Linked DNA regions of Homo sapiens: region 1 is linked to region 2. The links are chromatin contacts, found by Hi-C or POLR2A ChIA-PET in ENCODE. All regions are on one chromosome and are shown on one strand. The core of a region is the stretch at or near the end of the contact, and the rest is flanking DNA. Distances in the headings are between cores, read along the strand shown.

Region 1 (4,512 bases), core at 512-3,011, 37 kb after region 2:
TCATAGACACATATTTCAGCCCTTACTTATCTGGATCTTCTGTTGACTGTTTTTCTGGCTTTCCGTTTTGTTTGCAGGGGCCAAGACAGTGGGGAAAGCTTTGATGGGATTTTCCTCTGATAGCTCTTCTCCTCTATTAGAAGGAATTCTTGTCTTCACAGGAACATTGCCCTGAGCTTGGGAGGTGCTGAGCTCCAAGAAAAGGTATTACATGGATTCTTAATCTGGAGTCCCTGGTCATCAGGGTGGTTTGCAGAAATAATGTACAAGGAAGAGGCTTAGGAGTCTGAGACTCAGGGGCATGTGGCAGTTTAAAAAGAGCAGGGTCTCTGCACAAGTCTAAGGAAGTCATCAGAGCTGGGATCTTTTCTAGCTCCTGCTGGGCACACCCATAGCAGGTGCTCCTGGCTGGTGGCAAGCAGGCTGGAGTGCATCTTGCCTGGAAGAAGGTCCATGGCCTTCATCAGATACTCAAAGAAGTACCTGACCCTAAAGGTGTATTCAGGGATGCTTGAGACTAATCTGGGGTCTGTTCCAGCTCTGCCACCTACCTCATGTCATGCCGGGGCACGTCCTTCCATCTCCCTGTGACTCCAGTCTTCCTCTGTCTCCTGAGGCAGTTGAACACAGTCCCCATGCGTCCATCTGAGCCTCGTGGAACCTTGAGCACTGAAGGAAGTTCTTGGAGGCCCAACTCAGTTTGCAAATAAGGCTTGTCCAGACCCCACATCAGAGTAAAGGGGGCGTCTCTACAACTGTGTGCTGGAAACCTTCACTGAAGAGTATTCTCTAACCTCACCGCTCATCAGCCGGCACTGCAGGGCACCAGCGTTCTAGTATGTGTCAAGGAGTCCAAACATCCTAGCATCAGTCTGCCAGGAACCCCGGTGCTTGTTTTCAAGAAGTAATTAAGGCTGGAGGCGGTGCAAAGTGTGTAGGTGGTGTCCTAGGCTCAGAAAGACCTGGGCTAGAATTCCAGTCTTTTCCAGCTGTGTGATTGTGAGAAGGTTACTTAACTGGTTGGATACTCAGCCACCCTGTCTGTAAAATGGGGAGAATACACTTGCATATGAAGTTGCCAGGGGTATTGAACATACACAGTGTGGCATGGTGGCTGGATCATGGCATGTTTAGAAAATGAGGGCTTAAATCAGATTAGTGTTGGACTCAGGGATGTGGGAGCTGGTACAGGATGCGAGGATTCCTCATTCCCCTCTTTGGTAACCAGTTCTGCAGGCTGCGGTAGCACTCAGCTGTCTTCTGGGCATTTGTTTCTGGACATCTTTCTGACTTTTTATTATTGCTGAGAAAACTGGGCACTGACTTGGCAGCTGAATCCCAACTCACTCCCTCACTCACTCACTTACTCACTCACTTAGTCACTCACTTACTCACTCACTCACTCACTCACTCAACGCAGTGGTGACCGAATTCCTTCCCTGGGCCCAGCACTTCACTTACCAGTGATGAACAAGAAAGTCATGGTTCCTCTTCCCTTGGTAGAGGGAAGTCTACAACTGTGGCTGCAAATAAATAGCCAGACACAAACCAGACGCAGCTTATGTACCGCTTGTAAACAGGATGAAGCAAACATCCTATTGCTGAAGAATCTCATGGAGAGAGAATGGCAACTCCCTTCTGCCTGCAGCATAAACAGACTCTCTTAGCCAGGAGAGCCGGGTGTGCCTGGTTTCTCTCTGAAATTCCCTTTAAGCACATGCGGTTTGCCAGCAGCCAGCCAGAGTAGCCAACATGGTAAACAGGCACCCATGGTGTAGAGGTGCCATTCAGGTCAGCTGGCCTCAGCATCACTGTGGATTTCCCAGTCCACTTTTCTTGGACAGTAAGAAATTGTTATACCTTCAGGTCCACAGATGACATTTCCAACTGGAAAGATGGAAGATGTAAAGCATAGTGCTTTTGAACTCAGGGTCTGGGAAAGTACAGAGACGCATGAATTTTCCCTTTTCAGCATGCAGTCCCTGTCTACCTCAGCCTGACCAGCCTGGCTGGGCAGTGGCTGTCACCTATAGAGTTAGGTTTTAATTCAGCTACCTGGGCCTCACACCTGCGATTTGCATTCACTGCACCATGTCACCTAAGACCCTCTGACTTTCAGTGAGTGGATTTCAAGCCTTCTGCTGAATGTTGAAGAGCTCTCAGAATAAAAACCCAGCTGGGAGCTTCCAGCTGATGTGGGAATTAACAAGCGTCATCCTGAAACTTAGTAAATGTGTGATGGTTTTAAGCTAAAATCATTTAGAGCTATGGTTGATGACCTTGGAAATGGCAGAAATGTTTTCATATATATACTTTTTCATTTTATAAACAGTTCCTGCCAGGGCACACCCAGGTTTTTCAACCTGAATAGATCAAAGGAAGCTTGAGTTGTGTGTGCTGTGATTCATTCCCTGCTGAGTCCCAAGGACCTGCCCTGCCTCCTACTGGAGGGGGTGAGAGGAAGGAAAGCTGGATTACCCAGCCTGTGTGCACTGCCAGCCGGGAGCACCTGCGATGGGTGTGCCCAGCAGGAGCCGGGCAAGGTCCCAGGTCTGATGGCCTCTTTAGACTTGTGCAGAAGGCCTACTCTTTTTAAACTGCCACATGCATCTGAGTCTCAGACTCAACCACATGACATCTGCACAGATGTTTGAGAAAGGCATCCCCTGCTTGGTAAGCTAATGACTTTTCACAACCGAGTACAGATGTGGAGTCCCCACGTAAATAGCAGCCATTCTTTCCCAGGCTGAGCCACTCACAGGCAGAGGAAGCCAGGCGTTTTCTGTTTTGTGCTGTGACTGTGTTAGCTGCAGGATGGTGCCTGCGTTTAACAGAAGCCACACTGAAAGCACGAAACAGACAATGGGGAACAAGCCTGGTCTAAACCTGTGCAGGCCATCCACGTGCACAGGCCATCCACACACACAGTCCACCCACACACACAGTCCACCCACACTCACAGCCTGCCCACATGCACGGGCCGCCCCCGCATGCACGGGCCGCCCACACGCACAGGTCACCCACATGCAGGCGGATCACCTGAGGTCAGGAGTAGCCTGACCAACATGGTGTAACCCCATCTCTACTAAAAATACCAAATTAGCCGGGTATGGTGGCAAATTTGGTAGCCGGGTATGCCTGTAATCCCAGCTACTTGGGAGGCTGAGGCAGGAGAATCACTTGAACCTGGGAGGCAGAGGTTACAGTGAGCCAAGATTGCGCCATTGCCGTCCATCTCAAAAAAAGAAAAAATAATAATAAAATAAAAAACCCAGACACCGTGGTGTGCTGTCTGTCAGTTGTCCCTAGCCCGGGCATGCTGTTTTAGCGTCTTCTCCTGTGATGTGCAGTACAGCATTTTTTTTTTTCCTTTTTCTCTTTGGGGACTTCTCCTCCTGCCCCAGGCTTTGTCTCTTTTTCTCATATATGAAATTTCTGCTCATCTTTAAGACTGTTCAAGGCCACCTCGGCTAGGGTGTTAGGGTGGATACTCCACTAATGAGGTCCACACAGGTTTTTTCTCCCTCAGAAAGCTTGGCTCGTTTGGAACATTTATTCTGCAATCTCTTTTTCATTCCTATCTCAGGCTTTTATAAGTACGCAGTGTTTCTTGTAAGCAGGAACTATGTATAATTTTCAGCAGTGTCAATATCATCATCATCAATAAGCATTTTTAAGTACGGTCATACATAGCTTAATGATAGGGGCGCACTCTGAGAAATGTATCCTTAAGGGACTTCATCCTTGGGTGAACATCACAGAATGTACCCAACACATACCTACATGGTAGAGCCTACTACACACCTAGCTGTATGCTGTAGCCTATTGTTCCTGGGCTGCAAACCTGTGCGGCATGTTACTGTGCTGAACACTGTAGGCAAGTGTAACACAATAGTAAGCATTTGTATGTCTCAACATATCTAACCATAGGAAAGGTATTACAGTCTTAGGGGACTACCTTTATATATGTGGTCTGTCAGTGACTGAAGCATTATGTGGTAGATGTCTGCACCCACAAATATGAACTACATTATGCTACATATTGAGAATACAAATGTCCTTGCTGCCTTCTAGAATTGTTAAATAATAATTGAATTGGTATTCAGATTTAATTGGTCCATGATAGGACCTGGGCATATTTTAAGCTCCCCAAGTGCTTCCAGCCACAGTGCAGCCAACGTAGATATCACTGATCTCAGCTATGTGTGTGCCCAGGCCTGGAGCACCCAGAAATGGGTTCTCTGACGACATAGTTTTGAGCCATGTCTTTGAGAGCAGAACAAGTGAGGCAGAGAGTACAGTGAGGCCAAGGCAGTTGGGGGACTGGTTGGTTTCCTGGAAACTGGAGCTGTAGGCCAATTGCCAGAAGAGTGGAGGATATTGAAGAATGGTTCAGGTCTAGGGCTGGTGGAGATCTTCAGACTCTCTGGAAGTTTGGATGTGAGTTTATAGCCCTACAGGGCACAGATGTGTGACGTCACTGAGCCAACAGGTCCAGTGGTCAATAGGTCC
Region 2 (4,237 bases), core at 943-3,442:
CCCTCTCCACAGCTATTTAACTCCCAACCCCCACCTGCTTTCCCAGGTCTTTAAAAGCAGGTGTGGATGCAGATGTGGCACTACCCTTGTAAAGCAGCAGTGAGGCTGAAACAGATGAGCACGCGGTTGTTAAAGGACTGGGAACACACACAGAAAGGTGTCAGAAATGCCCTGAGGTTCTGCTGTGTAGACTTTCTTGAGTGGGGCATCAGAAGTGCTGCCGCTGGTTGTCGGGCATCGGGCTGCTGTTGCATGCCCCTTCAGGAGGCCTTCACATTGGAAACGTGAGCATGAGTGACCTACTGAGGGCCAGAGGCCTCTGGGCATTCTGGGATGAGAAGGAAGCTGCACTTGACATCTAAGTCCTCTTCCATCCCACAGTTTAAAATGGCATACAGTTATGGGATATTTCCTATGGATATGAAATCTGATTTCATATGCACATGTGTATGAGAGAGAACAATGTAATGAACCTTTGGTGTACACTCCAACATGGTATATTTTATTTCATTGTATACCCCACTTGCCCTCTACCTCAGCTGGTGTGTTTTGATGTTATCAATGTGCATTTAAAAGCATTTTGTTCATTTTTCTTCAAGTGTTAGAGGTTGCTTTTTTTTTTTTTTTTTTTTTTTGGGAGATGGAGTTTTGCTCTGTCACCCAGGCTGGAGTGCAGTGGTGTGATCTTGGCTCACTACAACCTCCACCTCCCGGGTTCAAGCGATTCTCCTTCCTCAGCCTCCCGAGTAGCTGGGATTACAGGTGTGCACCACCAAGACCGGCTAATTTTTGTATTTTTAGTAGAGACGGGGTTTTGCCATGTTGACCAGGCTGGTCTCGAACTCCTCACCTCAGGTGATCCACCCGTGTTGACCTCCCAAATTGGTAGGATTACAGGCGTGAGCCACCATGCCTGGCCGGGGGTTGCTTTTTAATTATATTTTGTTTTGCAATTATGTAAAACATCCAACTGTTACGTAGAGGTGTCCTCACTCTCTGTGCCCTGTGTGGCTGCATCCTGGCTTATTCAGCCAGGCCCCTAAAGGAAGAACGTTTGAGCCCCTTCTGCCCTGCCATTGTGAGGAACAGATCCCCAACACATGGGCTTTTGCACCCATCCTTCCTTGCCTGCAGTTTTGATCCAGCAGTTCTGAGGCTTGGGGGCTGCGATTGGAACTCAGAAGGCATCTCATGGGGACCAAGCTCAGATAGACCTGGGCCGGCGTCCTGGCTCTCTTCCTCACTAGTTTTGTTGTCTTTTGACAGCTACATAATCTAGGTTTCAGTTTCATCTTCTATAAAAGTGGAATAACAGCACCTCCCTTGTGAGCTGTCATGAAAACTAGTTGGGACACTAAGAACCTACCACAGTGCCAAACTCATGGTTAGCATTCCATCAACTTTAGTTATCTCCTGTCCTCATTTGAAATGGGGATCATAGTCCTTATGTCAACTGTTTTTGTATAGGAATCATATCAAAATATTTAGTAGTTGCCAAGAAAGTGTTCAGTGACATAAAAATTGTGTCATTATCAGCAGCACAATCCAATAAAACCAGTCTGGCTGGTTCTGTCTCCCAGGCCTTGCTGGGCAGCCCTTGAACTTAACAATCAGACCTGCTGGTGCTGACACCAGTGAGCTGGACAGCCACGCCTGGGAACTCTTCATCCTCCCAGGTACTAAAGCTTCAACTAAAAGCACTCAGGTGTGGGCTCCATAATTCCCCACCAAAGTGGGGACCTCCACCCACTGTGTGAAAAAAAAAAAGAACTTTTTTTTCTGTTTTATTGTCTTGGTTCATAGCTCAGGCCCTTGCCAGCACTTTGCAGGGCTTCTGAAATGCTCTTCTGATTTCCTTCCTCCAGCCTCCTACTTTCCTTATCCACCCCCCATATTGCTGCCAAAAGCAGTTTGTGAAACATATCCCACTGACCATTTATCTTCCTGCTTAAAACAATCCATTTGCTCCCTCCTTCTCACACGTGGGAGTGCATGAGTGTGAGACCTCGTGGGCCCTCCCCAGGCCTCCTGGCCTGTGTGCTCTTGCTCATAGGAGCCTAGGGCTGGAGGGTGTCTCTTGCACCTTTCCCCAGTGCAGTGTAGATGACAGGTGCTGTTCACAGGTAGGACCTGCTCCCAGGGCCACCCTCGGCTTGCGGGTGGCTTCCGGTGAGCTGGGGGGAACTCCCCAACTCCACACACCACCACTTTGTATTAATGAGAATGTGGCTGGCGACACCTCCATGTCTCTTAACACTGCGTCAGGGCCCCACTGATGTCAGTTCCACCTGCCCTGGTGTGGAGACGAGGCTCGTCCGTGCCTCACCTTGCCCAGCTTACCTGCTGGACACTGACTTCTTTTTCCAGATGCAGCCCAGGGCTGCTGCCGGTTCCAGTTCCCAGGCTCCTGGCAAGTTGGGTCTCAATGCCTCTGGGCCCTGCCCTGCCTCCTACCAGGGGTTGCTGGTAGGGCGTGGGCAGTGAGGGAAGGACAGCTTCTTCATTATTGCCCTCTTCATCCTTGTATCCCAGCACTCACTCCACAGCCACTGAGACTGCCCTGGGACCAACCGGCCCCTGGTTCATGCTTTAATACTGGCATGTCTTCACACACATCTGTCATGTAAATCACTTTGATTGTTTGCCCCAGACGTCCATGTGATGGTGACTGCATGGCGAATGTTGCCGCCAGCACCCTGTTGGTTCACAGGCATGGCGACTTGGCGCTGCCTGTCGTGACTTCCCAGTGCATCCTTCCTGTGCGCTCTTACTAGGCTGTCCTAACCGGGCCATTTTCCCTGAGGGTCTCAGACCCAGTCCTGAGTCGCAGGAGTCCTTTCCCATGGCCACCTCGCTGTGGAACTGTTTGTATGGTCCTACTGACTTCCTCTCTTCAGCTTCTGACTCTGACACGGTTTCGTCCGGAAACTTCCTTTTCTGACCTTCCTGGCCAGGGTCTCCCTCCTCACTTTCCTGTCACCTCCTGGGGCTCCTTTGAAGAGTCTGCCCCTCCTCTGTCCCTGCCTGAGACATTGGGGTTCCCAGGTGTGCCCCTGTCTTGCACCTGCACTTCTTCTTCTGCCTTGTGTTCTCGAGGATGTGGCCTCCTGGGGCTGGGCCACTGTCAGACTCCACTTTGGCTCTGTGCCCTGAGCCAGCCAGGGCTGCTGTGCGGTGAGTGCGGTGAGCCTGGCAGGAGCGCTGCCACTGGCCACATTCTTCCTGCACCATCAGCACGGGCCCACCCCTCTCCAGCTCCATCCCAACCCCTCTCCTGGCAGCTTTGGACTTGCCTGCCCAGAGGGTGCCTCACAGAATCTGGAGCTTAGCGTTCCTCAGGCTGCCTTCTTTTTTGTTTTGAGATGGAGTTTCACTCTTGTTGCCCAGGTTGGAGTGCAATGGCGTGATCTTGGCTCACTGCAACCTCCGCCTCCTGGGTTCAAGTGATTCTCCTGCTTCAGCCTCCCTAGTAAGGCAGATGCCACAATTCCCAGCTAATTTTTGTAGAGAGGGGGTTTCACGATGTTGGTCAAGGCTGGTTTCAAACTCCTGACCTCAGGTGATCCGCCTACTTCGGCCTCTCAAAGTGCTGGGACTACAGGCGTGAGCCACCGCGCCTGGCCCCTCGGGCTGCCTTCTTTCAACACCTCCAGGGCCTGTACAACTGGGCTTGGTGCACAGGCCAGCCATCCTCCCTGTCAGGCATCACCTCAGATTCCTCCATTCCCTGGTGCGTCAGCTCTCCACCAAACATGTCATCACACTGCTGTGTTCTTAGCTCAGACGAAATCACCATTGGTGTTTTGTGTTTCGCAGTAGCTTTTGACTCTAGTCTCACCTTCATTCATTCATTGCACAGATATTTACTGTGAGCCTGCTACTCACCAGCATTTTATGCCCTGGGAACACAGCCATGAATATGACAGGTGAGGTCTCCCTGCAACTCTGACACATTATGTTCTAGTGGGGGAGATAGAGAGTAAATAAATAAAGTATAATTTCTGGAAGTGATACTGAGTTGGAAGAGAGTTGCAAGGGCTGCAGTTTTTTTATAGGCGTGTGCCACCACGCCCAGCCAAAGGCTGCCGTTTTGGATGGGCTGTCAGGAGAGCTTCTTTGAGGAGGTTTTGCTGTACATGTACGCCTCTCAGTGAAGAGAGGAGTAAGCCATCTACTGTGTACGGCAGCATGTGCACATCTCCTGCGGTGGGGCTGAGCTTGGCGTGTGTGAGCAGCA

The links. Hi-C counts contacts between places; a loop is a spot of excess contacts on that map. ChIA-PET counts read pairs that join two places held with the same protein, here RNA polymerase II (POLR2A). Pooled maps may share reads with other maps.
Region 1: a loop to region 2 is called in a map of PC-9, with 2.2 times the contacts of the local background. The contact joins two enhancer-like sites. A Hi-C loop is called at or near these places in 4 of 168 maps with a recorded cell type or tissue (Caco-2, PC-9, gastrocnemius medialis and 1 more) and 2 of 50 pooled maps. POLR2A ChIA-PET finds 5 or more read pairs at or near these places in 7 of 52 experiments (AG04449, GM10248, H1 and 4 more).

What each region holds. Positions count from the first base shown.
Region 1 is chr7:51,223,425-51,227,936 of GRCh38, reverse strand. The region is part of intron 1 of COBL (cordon-bleu WH2 repeat protein); the gene reads left to right. Among named protein-coding and RNA genes, the nearest start is that of COBL, 91 kb to the left of the region's middle. RefSeq lists enhancers at 685-1,884, 2,049-2,757, 2,758-3,466. Within about 2 kb of position 1,761, at least 3 of the 41 ENCODE cell types and tissues checked have a DNase peak (open chromatin) inside an H3K27ac peak, as active enhancers do.
Region 2 is chr7:51,261,071-51,265,307 of GRCh38, reverse strand. All of the region lies in intron 1 of COBL (cordon-bleu WH2 repeat protein), which reads left to right. Among named protein-coding and RNA genes, the nearest start is that of COBL, 54 kb to the left of the region's middle. RefSeq lists an enhancer at 1,731-2,546. Within about 2 kb of position 2,192, at least 10 of the 41 ENCODE cell types and tissues checked have a DNase peak (open chromatin) inside an H3K27ac peak, as active enhancers do.